Regions from separate parts of the Mus musculus genome. Here all the other regions are linked to region 3. A link is a loop called in an ENCODE intact Hi-C map of the cell type or tissue named here. Cell type or tissue: gastrocnemius. All regions are shown on one strand.

Region 1 (2,500 bases), 52 kb after region 3:
CTTAGAATTCCGTGTGTGCAGCACTCTGCATTGCATTAAGCCGTGGCTTTATGAGACACCACACTCAGATGATCTCACTTCTGTATATTAACTTGGGAAGTCGTGAGGCAAGGGATGGAGATTTCACACCACAGTCTCCCAGGGGAGGAGAGCGCTGGCTCACTCTGCCCCTCTTCCATGGGTGGTTGGTATTTAAGGGCAACAGTGTGTCCAGCTATCTCTGGAGTTAGAGACAGCGCTCTAGAACACAGCTGGGCAGCCCTTGCCAACCTTACATAGGGCACAGGCTACTCAGTCCAGGCAGAGGTGTTGCCTGCATCAACACACCCTTTGCCAAGTTCAAGGCAGGCAGAGTATCTCTCTGAACCAGGCGTCTAATGCCAGTCTGATGGCAGACAGCTTCACGGCCATGCTTCAGGGCTTTCCATGGGACCCTTTAACAGGGCACCTGTTGTGACCTGCCAAACTGACCGTTCAGTAGTGACCCTGGGTGGTTAGTTAACCTGTTAGTTCTGTCACAATCTCACTTTGGTTATAATCTCAAATCAGAGTAAAGAGAGGTTAAAGTTTACCTTCTCAGGTGATACAAGATCTGGGCACCAACATCCAATGGTCCGAGTCATCTACCCACACAGCACCACTACCAATGCGAGTGTTACGCCGGCGACCAAATTCCCGGTCCCTGGCTGCTTCCTAAGTACTAGGCTTCCGGACTCCCGGACAATTCCATTCTCTCGAATAGTCCTATTATTATCCCTACTGAGTGTGTACATCCATGATGCCAAGGATCTGACACAGAGCCCCTTGGAAGCCATTCAAGCGAGGTCCTGCCACTGAGCTAGAGTCTCCAGTCACAATACCTCCACTTAGACAGGTGAAGAAATCAAGGCTTTAAAACAACCACTAACTTGCCCAGAGTCAACCAGGTAGGAAGGGGTGAAGGGTCTAGAAGACTGGCTTTCGTGTCAGCAAAATCCATCTTCAGGGTTCTTCAGAAAGAAACCCGGTGTCACTCCAGGCCCTCCACCACCTGGCCCACCTTAAAAGTAACACTGCCACTGCCCATTGGACTCGAACTGGCCAGAGTGCAGCACTGCCCCCTACTGGGCAGGTCGGAGTGCAGCAGCCTTTGCAGGTCACCTCGATGCCCACTGTCTTTCAAAGTAAAGAAGCGCACCCACTCTTGGATCAGAAGCACAATCCACTACCGGCTTCTTAGCCTGGTCAGAATCCCCAGCTCCCCAAAACCTGCCGCAAGGAACAGCAAAGGACCAAAGCATGCAGGGCCGTCTGACATTCACTCCCGCTATTATTGCCAGACAAGCTAGTGGGCCACCCTTTCCCTGGTAAGATACTTTTCAAGTCTCCTAAAAATCTGCTCACGCCCCTTCTCTCCTGCATTAAACTGCCAAGCAAGCCGACTAAGTCTCTTCATCCCCACCTTCCAGAGGGAGCCTCTAGAAGTCAGGGTTTGCCCAAGGTCAAGCAACTTGGCTGCAAGCTAGAAACTGGGAACCCACCCATATTATTCCTTCTGCTACACCTCCCTCCAGAGACGGGGCTGGCCGCATCGTGAGGAACAGGAAATTGAAATGGCTCCTGGTAAGACGGCGAGCCTGCCAACACCAGAGAGAAGCTGACAAGTGACCGCAGACCGCCCTGATTCAAAGGATGCCTCTTCCGAGGGCCCGCCCACGGACTTCTTCCCACCTGCTGCAGTGTGGATATGAGCTCCGAGCGCCTGCAACCCACCATGCCTGCTCGTCCAGAGATGATTAGGTGACAGAGTCCCATCAGGGAGGTGTTGTGGAGGGACTGAGTTGAGAGGCAGTCTCCCAGTATGAACTTAATAGCTCTATTGCCATTCCTAGCACACCCTCCCACCCCGCTGCATACACACCCCTTAATCTCCACCCCCTACCCACAGAACTGTAAGAGGGGCGCAGCAGAAGCGATGCCAGCTGCAGCAGCTGCCAGACAAACCCGGGTACAGCCCGATTTCAAAAAAAAAAAAAAAAAAGAGAGAGAGAGAGAAACCGATAAGAGCAAAATCATGCACTTTAAGAGGCGCGCACCACTTCCAAAATACTGAAACATCTCTGAGGCTTTACCTGGGTGGTTTTTGCTCTTCTGCCTTGCATGCTCTTGCTAAGGCTAATTTGTGGGTTGGTGGCACCCTCGGAAAGACAGTGCGACTTCCTACAGGGAAGCGTGTTGTAATTACTGTACGGAGGAGTCTCTTCGGCAGCAGCCGGTGGCATCTTATGCTTTGCAAGATCGGGAATATCCGACACCAAATTCCGGCAGTAGCTTGAGAATCTGTTCCTCGGTCCTCCATTAGCCTTCACCCCAGAGTTTTTCTGAGCATACAAGTCACCCAGGGAGTTGGCTCGCTGACAGGTGCTGAGCTGCCGGGGACTCGCCTCTGTTTCCATCCCCCGAGCCTCCTCGCAATCCTTCTCTTCCGCGGAACCCAAGATTTCTTCGTTGCTTGTTAAAT
Region 2 (2,500 bases), 340 kb after region 3:
AGAAGAGCTTTCAGGTAGGTAGTGCCCTCTGGTGTCCCCAGATGAGGGTCCAGAGCCATCCAGCATTTGTTACAAGGACAGAAGGGTCTGAGCCTGTCGATGCCTAGTGTCCCTGTCCTCTGACTTGAGCCTCTCTAGCATTCTGATGCTCTCCGGGGACGGCTCCAGAAAGTGTGGAGCAGAGGTCAGGCTCTTCTAAACACCAGAGAAATTGCAAACATAAGGTCACTGTGATTTTATAGCCTTTATAGCCTGAGTGATCATATACTTGTAGATAAATTGGTAAATATAACAAAAAACTACTCCAAGAAGTGTAAGGAGCAGCCATGGAGACCACCTAATGTGATACTTAAATATGATCATCAAAATCCTAGAGGTTGTTACCATAGCCCCGTCTGGGGCTCCATGGAGCCCAACAGGGTAAACTCTCTCCGGCCTGGGTAGAGACTTTACATTACAAGCTGCCAATGCATGCGTTATCCAGCTGGGCTGGCTGGTCACTTGGCCTAGGTGTCCCTCAAGAAGGGGGAGTTCACTTTAAGCTGTGCTGAAGGCACAGGGGATAATTACCCCTTTAATGAGACATACTTTTCCATCCTGGAACCTCTGTCCTCAGAGCTTTGATGAGGTTCTGTTGAGTCAGTCTGTCCACCTTCCTGAGTTCTAACTTTCCCTACTGCTTCCTCTCCACCGTGGGCTGCTTGCCCACCACGTGGTTGACCTGCAAGCCAGCTTAACTCAAATGCCATGACTCATTCTCTTTCTTTCCCACCTTCCTCTTCGCGTGTCTGTCAAGACTCATAGCTTGCCATCTCAAGTTTTTCTTTTAAATTCTAATAAAATCATCCTCAAGGTTTCTTTTGAGTCTGCCCTTAAATTCTCTCGCTGATGAGACAGAGAATCCTAAGAGAGTCCCGTTCTCTCTCCCATAATGTAAATGGTAATAACTATCACAATTGTCACTGAAATGGAAAGGACCATAATTGGCTAGCTTGTTGGTCTTGGTCTGATGACCTCCACTCTTCCTTCCATCTATCCCTCACTCTCCCAGGACACCGCAGTCTTTTCGCTGTAACAAACCTCAGCGTATGCGAGCTGCACCCATTGTCTTCTACCCAGAGGCAGGTGGAGGTTAGCACAGGATGTACGCTTACGTCATATGGAGCCCTTCTAGCTCCCTGGCCAAGCCCCACCCCACTGCTTGGCATCGCGGACCATTCTCACATCTTTATTTTCTTGACTTTGAAAGACCGTTCCCTTTGATCTAGAGCTGACCTTAGAATTCTTCCGAAGACTCTCTGTTAAACCAGGCAGAGTCTGCCCATGGATTGAGGCCAGGTGGAGTTGGCACACTTGGTTGGCAGTGTAAATCCCTTATCTGGGCGCCTCCTTTTCCTTTTATTTTACCATGGCCAGTGGAAACCTGCCACCAACTGCCAAGCCTCGTCGTTGTCCCAACATGCTCCAGGTGCGGGGAGCAGAGGTTCTCCACCCTTTCTGCAGGTGTTAGGTAACAGTGCCTCTCCCTACCCACTCTACCGTGTCTCTGGAATGAGGGCTCTCCTGTAAAACAGCTCTCTCCTGCAGGTTTTCATCCTCTCTGAATCGAATTGCTAAACAAACCCAGTAACAGAAGCAAGTCTAAGGTCAAGCAAGCCACAGCAATGCTGTAACCATGGGAAGAAATCACAAGAGTTCAATGGCCACTGGATTCACACCAGCAGAGCCAAGAAAGCGTCCTCTGATGGTGATGGTGATGGTGATGGTGATGGTGATGGTGATGGATGGTGATGGATGGTGATGGTGATGGTGATGGTGATGGTGATGGTGATGGTGATGGTGGTGATGGTGATGGTGATGGTGATGGTGATGGTGGTGGTGGTGGTGGTGATGGTGATGGTGATGGTGATGGTGATGGTGATGGTGATGGTGATGGTGGTGGTGGTGGTGGTGGTGGTGATGGTGATGGTGATGGTGATGGTGATGGTGATGGTGATGGTGACAGCTACCCCTGGAAGGTGTCAGCTCTGTATCATGACTGGGCAAGTGTGTTAGCTAAATATGCCAAAGAAAACTCCAGGCGCTGCCCAGTGTTCTTCCTTGGCCGTTAGAGGCTTGAAAGGAAAACAGCGTATTTCTGGAGCGGGACACAGTTGTGGTGCAAGTCAAAACACAGTCCTGACTGAACACAAGGCTTACAAAACCCTCCCGCGAGCCAGGCTCACGAGCATCTCGGTCGTCCCAGTAACCACTGGGTAGGTAGATGCTTTGGTGTTTTCCACTTTGTAGACAGATCAACAGAGGCTCGCAGGGGCAAAGCTGGCGCTCAATTTCATCTGCCCGATAGAGAATAAGATGTTTTATTTTTAATTATTTATTTTATGTATATGAGTAGTAGACTGTAGCTGTCTTCAGACACACCAGAGGAGGGCATTGGATCCCATTACAGATAGTTGTGAGCCACCATGTGGTTGCTGGGACTTGAACTCAGGACCTCTGG
Region 3 (2,500 bases):
AGAGGGGGGCGAGTGAGGGGCCCATCGCAAATACGACAGATCAGCATTTTGTAAATTTGCTTTTTCATAATTGATACTTGAACAAAAATTCATGCTACATCAGTGTTTTTATTGAGTGAAAAACCTTCAGTTCTCAGCACCACGCTCAGCTAAGCTTAGAAAACCAGGCTGCTTCTAACCACGCTCTCTCCACATGCACATCACTCTATAGAGCACCCTAAATTCATCACAGACCTGAAACACAATGCCCCCATCATTAAACCCTCTAGTGCTGGGGCAGGGGACTCGTCAAAATCAAAAGGAGGTTATAAATATGCTGAGTGAAGGCCTGCACAGTACTAGACATCTCTGCCTGTTCACACAGCACTTCCACAGGAGGAAATCCACAGCAGGATCAACTGGTAGATACAGACTGTCTGTGTGATGAGATTCTCGGTTAGCCACTCAACTATACAAAATCATAAAGAAAAGTAAGTACACAAATCAACCAACCATCTATAAACCCAACATAGTCTAGAATGTGTTTCTGTATAAATGCAAGATTAAAGTATTATATAGCTCGCGCATCAGAAAATGTTTAAATCAACTGACAGTGCAGTTCCATATATCTGGAGCTAACTCACAAGACATGAATTTCAACTGTGTGCCTTATCATTCCATCCTGGGACAATTACAACGTCCATTTCACAAACAGGGCGCTAAGGCTGGTGAGAAAGTATTCTAACATGTTTGTAAAGCCAGGGTGGGCTGGGCAGGGTCTAAATGCAGTCTTGCAAGCCCCAGAGATATGGCTCTCTCTGTGTCCCACCATGGTGACTCCCAGCCCAGTGTGAAACCCAAAGAGGCCTGAGGTTAGGAGGATGAGCCTTCTTAGGTAAAAAACCTATAGCTGAAATCCAAATTTGAAGACAAATGCAAACTCTTACTGATCTGGAAATGAAAATAAATCTCAAGCCATAGAATTTGATAGGTACTGCATCCTGAGTCACTGAAGCGGACCTCGGTGACGTCTACCCCTGCCCCATCTCTTCAGGATGTCATTTTATACAGTCAAGAAGAAAGCACGGGTCTTTTTTTTTTAATGGTATACTATGACACAATGTGATAGGGGTTAGAGCTAGGAACACTGGCCGTACAGCCTGGGTGTCCGGGGGCATAATTCAATATGATTTTATTTAGACACTTCAGTTCACAAAATTAAATTCTCCAATTAGAGGACTTCAGTGATTTAAAGATCAGAAAATATAGCCACTACAATTACAAATACGGAATTATTTAAAGAAAGCTGACAAGACATGGCAGGACAAGCACCATGCTCACTCAATACCACAGTGTTCATCTCTGCTGGGGTTGAGCCCTGCTCATTTATTTTTAAATATGTGTAGCAGCCAGTCCTTCCCACTAGGTGACAGCATAGACCCGTTAGTTCTGACCATCTCTGCAGAGAGCCAGTGGGATACTTTGCTCAGAATTTCTGCTCTCCACTGTGTCCACTGTCTCGGTGTCACATAAGCCAGCCTCGGGGCCACACGCTCACTCTTGTGCTGACTGAGACTCAGGCCAGGTTAAGGAAAAAAAAAAAAAGTAAAAAAATACAGGAAACTTCTGTGTCTTAAAATGTGTTTTCTGAAACCACAGGATCTGGGCTAGGGAATTTGAAAGCTGGCCACCTTATGCACAGGCAAGTGGCACACATATTGAAGTTCCACGTTTAAAGTACTATTGAAGCACCTCCCCCAGGCCCCAGAGGGGAAACATCATAAGTTTTTAACACTGCTCTAACCACATGCTGTTAGTCCTGTCTCCCCGTCTCCCCTGACCATGCCAGCCTAAGCCACAAAGGCCTCTTAGCCACAGTACCCTAGCCAGCAGGGAGTCGTCCCGTGTCCTAGAGTGCGCTTGGCATACACCAACCTCAAGGAGCCTGTTACAATAGAGGCCAGCTGTTGCCATTACTAGGTAACTCACAGGACTGGTTTCAGGATCTCCAGGACCCCAGAATCTCCAAACCCATGGGTGCTCAACTCTCTTATGGGAAACAGTGTGGTATTTGCATAAAAGCTATGTCACACAGGCTTTGAATTGTCTTTAGATTGCACTTGATACCTACCTAATACAACACAAATGATAGGCAGATTGTCTTCATTTTGTATTGCGTGAGAAGTTAAGAACTGAGACACACACACACTCTCTCTCTCTCTCTCTCTTTCAAATTTTATCAATGGCGTCGCTTACTGAGCCTAGAGTTCGCCAATTCAGCCAGGCTGGCCAGCCAGCCAGGTCTGAGGCTCCCGCTGTCTCTGCCTCCTGCACTGGGATTAGAGGTGCCTGGCTCTGTACCACCGTTTACAGGGGTACCGGAGTCTAGAGCTCAGGCTTCTGTGGCAGGAATGTTACCAACTGACCTTTCTCCCCAGACCCATGTCACACCTTCTTGAAACACTTTTCTGTAAAACACGTGAGACTCACATCTTGTTCTCCTCACCCCCAGACTCACCTC
Region 4 (2,500 bases), 320 kb after region 3:
CAACGTGGCTGAGGCTGCACAAACCGAGGAGTTCCAGAAGATGGGACATCAAGTCTCCTGGACACCCCTACACCCAGGCACAGACAAACCTTTGTTTAACCTGATACGCTCCAATTTCTTTCCTCCTCACCAGCTTCTAACAGATCCAGGGAGGGGGCTTTGGTGTCAAGTGCTGGAGAGGGATTCCTTAGTTACCGTGGTGGTAGAACGTGTGACTCTCTTAGATTTTATCTAAGATAGACAATGTATCCCACAGAAGTTCTGTCAGAACCAGGAGTAGCATTTAATCAGAACCAGGGAGTACCCAGAATGCTTATCTAGCTTTTAGTTTTGCTAAGAAGAACAAAGCTTAATGCAAATAAAATAAAATAAAATAAAATAAAATCCTGGAGCAGTGTTTTCCTTTCTTTCCGAACTGGGGCATTTTGCATAAACGCCCAGTGTTGACTCCCTCTCCCTCCTCCAGCTTCAATGTATTAGACAAGTCACTGTATTCTTTCTGTACCTTTACTTTCTCACCTGTAAAATGGGAGAGTTGACAGAAACAAAGACTCCTCTGGAAGTAAGAAAATGCGTAAAGGGCAGGGGAGCTGACTTAGCAGTTGAGTGATTGATTACTCTTCTTGCAGAGGACTCGAGTTTGGTTCCCAGCATCGACCTATGACTTTAGCTCTGGACTCCTCAGGCATCTGGGCTTATGTATGTGTGAGAGGCCGCACTGCGAGCACACACACACACACACACACACACACACTTTAAAATAAAAGTAAATTCTAAAAGAAAGACAAAGAAAATGTGTGAAAACGCCATCTGAAAACTGAGCCCTGACAGTGCTGTAATCCCAGTACTTGAGGCGTGAAAGCAAAAGATTCAGGAGGTGTTAGTCCAGTAGTCCAGCCTGGGCTGCACAAAATCCTGTGTAAAAAGCCAAAGGCCAAACCGAATGAACAATAACAAAACCCCAAGAGCCACATTTCCAGCAAGACGTGAACAAATGCTTTCAAAATCATAAAGAACAAAGACTGTGAAAGTACTGGGCAGGAGTCCACTCCGCTGTCTCCGTTTTGGAAACATATCTAGGGTCCTAAAGGAACAGCGTCTAACGTGCCTCTCAGAGTGCACTGCTGACACCTGCTGGCATATACTGGTATTACAAGGGTGCTAAGCTTGGAAATCCCTTTTTGTGATGAACAGGAGAAAACTGGACCGATTTTCATGCACATTGTGTTCCTCGGGACCAGGAATTTGGACATCACCGGGACCTTGTGGAAATGTACATATAGTCTCTGCGTTCTAATGAGACCTTCCCTGGAGCTCTCAGAGCAGACTCTAGTAATCTGTGACTTTTAAGTTGGGTGGTACAATGGTGAATTCTTATCATGCCAGCACTTGGGAAGCAGAGGTAGGAGGGCCACAAGTTCAAGGCCAGTCAAGGAAACAAATGGATATATGACCTCAAAAATAAACGTTTAAGAAAGAAAGAACAGACAAATCTTCTAGCTGGAAATGGTGGCATAGGAGGATCAGGAATTGGATGTTCAAGGCCAACCTCAGCTACTTAGCAAACCTAAGGCCAGCCTGGACTACATGACAGCTATGTCTCTAAAATAGATGTGTTTGGACTACAGAAAGTGACTAGGTGTGGAAAGAAGAAGGTACATCACAGAAAGGATTTCAAGACCTCTCAAAGGGTTCTACTGTGCCGGCCCAAGCCCTTTGGTACATACTTTCCAGGTACACAGAGTCAGGCTCTCCCTGGCCCAAGCCCTTTGGTACATACTTTCCAGGTACACAGAGTCTAGCTCTCCTCTCCCACATACACTGTTTCTCTTTGTTAAAACCCTATTTCCTACTTACTCTACTGAACACATTTTTCCTCTCACAGGGAAAATGTACAGGTTCACAAGGAAATGATGAGGAAGCAGGCCTCCCCATCACAGAGCATCCGCCTCACCCTCAGGACTTTTCGTTCTGAAGTGGCTCTAAGCAATCCTTTATTCACATAGCAGTGAACTTTGAGTTGTTCAAGCAAAACATTACACAAATGAAGTTTATCAGTTGAATTCAGTGGTACGTTACAGAAGAAAAATATAAGCTGCGCCACAAGTTCTCAAACAGAACAGGAAATCAGGCCATCAGGGAATCCAGGAAGCTGGTGTTTCCAGGACAACACCTTTAGAGCAAAAAAACATTTAGCCTTTCTTGGGTAGCCAATCCAAGCATCTATTTGCCTCAGCTTGAGTAGACTTCAGATCTCAGCTCTTCTCCCTGGAGACTAGTGGATCTCCCGAAGAAAACAGATCTGCTACAACTAAAAATGAAGAAAAGGATGACAGGGCAAGGGTATCAACGACCAAATACTGGCAAGTAATGATGTGAGGGAGGAAGGATTGTACTAGCTCATGGCTCGAGAGTGAGCACCATGGTGGCAGGAAAGCTGCCGCTGTGAGGCCAGGCCCATGGGAGAGGAGTGTGAACCTGCTTCCTCACATGTCAATCA

Evidence for each region. Peaks named below come from ENCODE experiments on the same cell type or tissue, not always from the same donor. Only the 100,000 strongest peaks of a DNase experiment are listed, where the experiment ranks them.
Region 1: it touches region 3 in a loop (2.2-fold over the local background); 6 of 42 quality-filtered maps call a loop at or near these places.
Region 2: a loop joins it to region 3, with 4 times the contacts of the local background. A loop is called at or near these places in 25 of 42 quality-filtered maps.
Region 4: a loop joins it to region 3, with 11 times the contacts of the local background. A loop is called at or near these places in 23 of 42 quality-filtered maps.

Annotation. Positions count from the first base shown.
Region 1 is chr16:89,895,494-89,897,993 of GRCm38, forward strand. Tiam1 (T cell lymphoma invasion and metastasis 1) reads right to left here. Exons shown (of 28, transcript NM_009384.3): 4 at 2,112-2,500. Among named protein-coding and RNA genes, the nearest start is that of Tiam1, 64 kb to the right of the region's middle. In gastrocnemius, a CTCF peak has its summit at 1,111 (motif pointing left); DNase peaks (open chromatin) are centred at 1,094, 1,627 and 2,398; H3K4me3 peaks cover 1,313 bases; H3K27ac peaks cover 794 bases.
Region 2 is chr16:90,180,455-90,182,954 of GRCm38, forward strand. No RefSeq gene overlaps it. Among named protein-coding and RNA genes, the nearest start is that of Gm35714, 22 kb to the right of the region's middle. In gastrocnemius, no CTCF peak of the experiment used is centred here; a DNase peak (open chromatin) is centred at 1,355.
Region 3 is chr16:89,843,348-89,845,847 of GRCm38, forward strand. The region is part of intron 12 of Tiam1 (T cell lymphoma invasion and metastasis 1); the gene reads right to left. Among named protein-coding and RNA genes, the nearest start is that of Gm52239, 50 kb to the left of the region's middle. In gastrocnemius, a CTCF peak has its summit at 1,406 (motif pointing right); DNase peaks (open chromatin) are centred at 1,452 and 1,740.
Region 4 is chr16:90,166,745-90,169,244 of GRCm38, forward strand. No RefSeq gene overlaps it. Among named protein-coding and RNA genes, the nearest start is that of Gm10789, 26 kb to the left of the region's middle. In gastrocnemius, no CTCF peak of the experiment used is centred here; a DNase peak (open chromatin) is centred at 1,136.